Regions from separate parts of the Homo sapiens genome. Here region 1 is linked to region 2. Evidence: chromatin loops called from intact Hi-C (ENCODE). Cell type or tissue: HepG2. All regions are shown on one strand. Each heading gives the region's core, and the rest is flanking DNA. Links, peaks and the distances in the headings are about the cores only.

Region 1 (2,935 bases), core at 123-2,622, 64 kb after region 2:
CTTCAAGTATCATTAAGACAAGCCAGGAAACACAGATAATTCTTCAAGAGAAGAATATGATCATGGAAAGGCACTGCTTATACAGAGTATCCCCATGTGTCAGTGCAGCCTCCAGAACGGCGTCTTGCTGTATTTATTAATCCATTGCCACAGAGATTACTACAATCTGACTCAGAGCCCTAATTAATTTTTGGCACATTTAGAAATTGTGACTGTCGTTACCCAGGGAGCCCTTAAATCAACCCCCCTTTTACTGCAGTTGCCTTTTTATGGTGTATATCACACTGAGAAATGGATTACATGATCCTTAGCTTTAACTATCCTGCATTAGTTGATCATGTACTATGGATGTGTATTGCACAGTTTATGAATCATAGGGGAGCTAGGGTATGAATGACAGATAATTTAAACATGAAATTGGTGATGTCTGGGACCTGGTAGGAGGTGAGGCAGAGAAATACAGGCAAAAGTTAAGGCAATGGGATGGAAAAATCAGATATTTATGACAAGCTTAAAATGAACTTGTTACTGAAGTGTAGTATTTAGAAAGAGTACTATCTCATTATTCAAGGAGGTGATTTTTTCATAGTACTCTGATCCTCTGATTGCTTCTTCTTCCCTTTTATAATCAGGTCCCCTTCAATGTACAAGTGGATATTTGGGGGCAAAGGTGATTTAGTTCTATGAAGTCATACTCCGCATCTAAGATGAATGAAGATCACATATTTAACTTGCCCAATATGCAGACATACAGTGTGAGTCGGCCGGGCAGGTATAGGGTTTGGCTAACTTCCTGTTATCAACTTGCTTTGGGAGCTGGGTTAAATTATTCAGTGTATTAGTATCTCAGTTTCCTCACCTATGAAATAGGATAATAATAAATAATCTTTCTAATTCATGAGGTAACAACCAAATAAGATCTTCTATTTTGCTCTACCTAAGACATTTGGGAGGCAAGAAGCAGACACCCACAAGGATACCTGGAGTAAAATGGTATTTGTTCAGGTTAGACACAGATGGGAATAGAAACTGCAAGAACCCTTCCTTGAGACAGCCAAAGCTCATCTCCCATTCAAAGGCCATGTGGTCTTAGACTCCTGGCATCTCTCATTCTCTCTGCAAGTTGGTTCCATGCCTCACCTTCAAACCATGGCATCCCAGTGAGGTCCTCCCACATGTGGCCCACAGTGGCAACTCTAGACTTGAATCTATCTTAGGACCTTTCAGCTCAGCTACTATAGAAAGCCACCTCGCCTTCTTATTGTCCTTTAGATATGTAAAGCTTATTTCCACATCAGGGCCTTTGTATTTGTACTTCTTCAAATGCTTTTCTCCCAACTCTATGCATGGTTTGCTCCTTCACTGCATTTCAATCTCTGTTCAAATCTTGTTCTTTCAAAGAGAGCTTCCCTGATCACTCCACTTAATATTTCCCCATCTGGTACTCTTTTCCCCTTATTTACTTTTATTTTCTTAATACCACCTATCATTCTCTGGCATATATTTATTTTTTGCCTATTTCACCCACTAGAAATCAGGTCACTGAGGTCTGGAACTTCGTTGTTGTTGTTGTTGTTATTGTTTTGCTGTGATATGTCCTTTGCTTAGAAAACTCCCTCACACCAAAGAGGTACTCAATAAATATTGATTAATTGTACATATCACGAATAAGTGAATGAATGTCTCATTGCCCCAGATTTGTAATTTCACATTTTTAAGAGAATTTTTGATGGATGCATTTCATAATTTTCAGAAAGACTGTTTCATCAATTTCTGCCTATAGGTTTCTATCCATGTGCCAGCTGGATAGTCTCATCAGGCAGGATTGAGATGGGGCCATTTCACATAGTACTGAGCACAGGCACTTAGAGCATGGATAGCTCAGGGAGGCAGATCCCTTAAGGTGGGGCTTGGATGGTGGAATCCTGATGGCACCTTGAGTCTCTTGGAGGACCAGCTTAGCTCTGAAAGACACAGAGGCCATCTTCCTGTGGCTAAGAATCACAAGGTCAGAAACTAGGTCGGCTCCTACAAGTACTAGCTCTCTGGCCTTAGTTGTAATTTTCCTTAAACTTTTTATTTACTCTGCATTTTGTATTGAGTTTCCATGAGTAACTAATAACAATGGTGGTTAATATTTTTGAGTATTCCTGATGAGTCTAATGCTTTATGTGCATATTTATGAAGCTTAACTCCTGGGCTTCTCGTAACCATCTTCTGAGGTAGATACTATGATTCACTTCATTGTGTAGATGAAGAAATATGAGAATAGAGAGAAAATAAGTTACCTAATGTCACTTGGTGAGTAATTAATACAACCGGAATTTGTACCCAGTAAGTCTGGCTCTACAGCTTTATTTAACAAGGTTATTTTAATCCACTCACTCCACTGTGGGACTTCGCAAGAAGCCCACATTTTTTTAGAAGTAACATTCTGATGAGGTGACATATAAATATGATTTCAATAATAAAGTATTATGTGCCAGCTATTCTCATTAAACAAACATTTAAAATACATTAAATATACATTTGGGTCTGTGCAGTTCCACAGACTTAAGATCTAGTATTCTCCTATGGCCCTTGCATCTCTTTTTATGGTTGTGCATTAGAAATTACTTAACTTTTATGGCCCAGAATGGCAGGGCCATAAAAAAGTCACCAATTTTTATAATAAGCAAATATCAAGCCCTAAAATGCTGTGCTCCACATCATGCTTTCTCTTTGGGTTTTGGCAATATGCCCCAACAATACATGCAAAAAAGTGTCTGAAAGAGTCCTAAATAAGTTAAGGTTTACACTGGCAACACATAACTTTATTGGGTTTCTTGAGCTCTGTTTATAATAATAATATGAACACACAAGGTATAAGATAAATGTTTGAGAAGGAAATAATTCATTGATCCCGCTTTACTTAGCATTTACCATATGCAAGGCA
Region 2 (2,935 bases), core at 175-2,674:
AAATGGATGGGTGCATTTAATTACACGTAAATTATACATCAATAAAATTGATTATTTAAATTAGCTCTTGAAGGGCCAAAGAGCTTTGCAAAAGAAACAATGCATGTGTCTGCAGAGTATTGGACTTCCAGCTAGGCGACCTTAAGGTTTCTCTTAATCTCATCACAAATTAGAGCTAAAACTGCATAACCCAAATAAAACCAACTGCCTTGTGGACAGTTCAACAATATTTAGGTAGAATCATTTTATATTTGCTAGAGATGCTCCTGCAACAAATAGTGATGGAGGCAAAATTTCAGAAGGTTTGTCATGTGTGGGATATCACTCTTCTTTAATTGTGGGGGATGGCACTGCCCTTACTTATAAAAGATACTTTCTGTGTGGTTTTATTTTTTTAAACTGAAATACAACCTGTATACAGTATACATATCATTAGTGTATAGCTTGATGCATTTTCATAAACTGATTACACTCATGTAATTTTCACCCAGATTGAAAATAGAGCAACCTCAGCATTCCAGACACCCTCTCCTGCTACTTGGCACCCCATTATTCACCTCAGAAGGGTAATCTCTCTTCTAAAAGTTGGCACCATAATTTGATACTTTTAAGACATTATGTAAATGGAATTGTATAGTATGTACTCTTTTGTGTCTGGTTTCTTTGATCAACATTCTATTTATGAGACTCATTCATACTTTTGCCTGTTGTGAAATTAATTGTTCTCATTACTGTGTAATATTCCATTGTGTGAATATACTATAATTTATCAATTCCTAAAGTTGCTTTTTGACTAATGAAACCTTCTTTAAAATATTTGTAGCTTGACATAAAAAGCACAATTCATGAAAGGAAAAATTGATAATTATTTTTTATAAATTATAAATTATAATTGATAAATTATTGAACATCTCCAAAATTAACTTTTGCTCTGTGAAAACTCATATGAAGAGACAAAAAAGACAAGCTACAGACTAAGGAAAACCATTGCAAAATCCATTATGACAAAGGACTAGTTTTTAGGCTATATAAAAAACCATGAAAACTCAACAGTAAAAAACAAATAATTCAATTAAAAAATGAGTAAGAAACATGAAGAGATTTCACTGAAGAAGCTATACAAATGGCAAATAACTACACAAAAAAGGTTCAACATTATTAGTCATTAGGGAAATGCAAATTAAAACCACAATGAAATATTATTATCCACTTACCAGAATGGCTAAAATAATAAATAGTGATGATACCACATGCTGACAAGGATGCAGAGAAACTAGATTGTTCATATATTGCTGGTATAGATGTGAAATGGCACAGCCATTCTGGAAAAGAGGCAGTTTCTTATAAAACTAAGTATGCAATTACTGTATGTACCATCGTTTGCATTCCTGGGTATTTATTCCAGACAAATGAGAACATTTGTTCACACAAAAACCTGTACACGAATGTTCACAGGAATTTTATTTGTATTAGCCAAAATCTGGAGTCTGCCCAGATGTTTTTCAATGGGTTAATGGTTAAACAAACTGTGGCATAACCATACTGTGGAACACTAGTCAGGAAAAAAAAAAAAAAAAAAGGAAAAAAACCCACTGAACCACGGATATAAACAACTTGGATGAATCTCACAAAAATTATATGGAGTGGAAAAAGGGTACTCAAGGAAAGCCACACCTTCTTATTTCCCTTTCCCCATCTGTAAACCCCAGCAACCACTGTCTGTTCTCCATTTCTGTAACTTTGCCATTTCAAAAATGTTATATGAATAGAATATGAATGGAATTGTACAGTGTGTAACCTTTTGGGATTGTCTTTTTCCAATCTGTATACACATACTGCATATGTGATAAAACCGTATAGAAGTAAATACGCACGCACAAAAGTGTGTACATGTAAAACTAGAGAACTCTGAGACTGGTGAGTTATATCAGTGTCAATATTCTGATTGTGGATTTTGCTATTACAAAATGTAAGGGTAAGACTGGGTAAATGGTACATGAGCTCTCTCTGTATTATTCCTTATGACTTCATGGAAAGCTACAATTATCCCAATATAACTCAATAAGAACTTGTATTTATTAGGTTTAGCGATCATTTCTAACTTAGAAATAAATTACTATAATGCGATTGTATTATTCCTAAAAAGCTGAGATCAGCTTCTTTCATGATTGTTTTTGATCAATAGTAATTATTATTGATAAGAAATAATAATAATGGTTACTAAAGACTTGGAGTGGGATCATTTTGAAGCGTGAAATTCTTGAAATAATCTAGGATTTATCAAAGTGGCGAGCTTTGGCCAGCAAACGGCACTTGGGAAAGAAAGGTACCAGGTAATGGAATATGGTAAAACTATGTTCACTTTGCAAACATGCTGAGGGCCTGATGACAGCAGGCTTTCTCATCCGCCAAGGGATAAGTGTGTCAAGGGCTGAGCCTGAAGAATTCTAGTCTCATACTCCAGATTTGTTTCACAGAGGCTTTACGAGAGAGCAAGATGAGAAACATATAGAGCTCATATTATGGTGGAAAACATAATTAAAGAAATAACCCCTCAAAGAGACTTTAACATTCCCTTGGATTCTGAGAATTTTATCAGGAACTTGAGCCCATGGTGGCAAAGGACTGGTTGCAGAAGTGACAGAAAAATGTGAACGAATGGATTGCTTCTGAAAAGGCAGTTCGTACAAAAGGACAGTCATGGGGGAAAAAACTCAAACTGTTTTTCCTCTGTTCTCATATCACAACAATAATCAACACAGAAGACTTCTGTGACCAAATGTGTGGGGGGGTTCTCCCCACCAACAAGCAAGCAATCAACCTGCAGCAGACGCCAGCTGGGTTTTCTTAATTAATTTCCAGCACTATCTACCTGGGGCTAGCATCAGATCCCACAAGGTGGGTGCTCAGTCCACAAGACTACTTCTCACTTCCA

The links. Hi-C counts contacts between places; a loop is a spot of excess contacts. Peaks named below come from ENCODE experiments on the same cell type or tissue, not always from the same donor. Only the 100,000 strongest peaks of a DNase experiment are listed, where the experiment ranks them.
Region 1: it touches region 2 in a loop (3-fold over the local background); 1 of 110 quality-filtered maps calls a loop at or near these places.

Annotation. Positions count from the first base shown.
Region 1 is chr2:138,016,211-138,019,145 of GRCh38, reverse strand. All of the region lies in intron 2 of LOC107985948 (a long non-coding RNA gene), which reads left to right. HNMT (histamine N-methyltransferase) reads right to left here. Exons shown (of 6, transcript NM_006895.3): 6 at 2,782-2,935. Among named protein-coding and RNA genes, the nearest start is that of HNMT, 53 kb to the right of the region's middle. In HepG2, for the core only: no CTCF peak of the experiment used is centred there; no DNase peak of the experiment used is centred there.
Region 2 is chr2:138,080,432-138,083,366 of GRCh38, reverse strand. No RefSeq gene overlaps it. Among named protein-coding and RNA genes, the nearest start is that of LINC01832, 20 kb to the left of the region's middle. In HepG2, for the core only: no CTCF peak of the experiment used is centred there; a DNase peak (open chromatin) is centred at 1,476; H3K4me3 peaks cover 225 bases.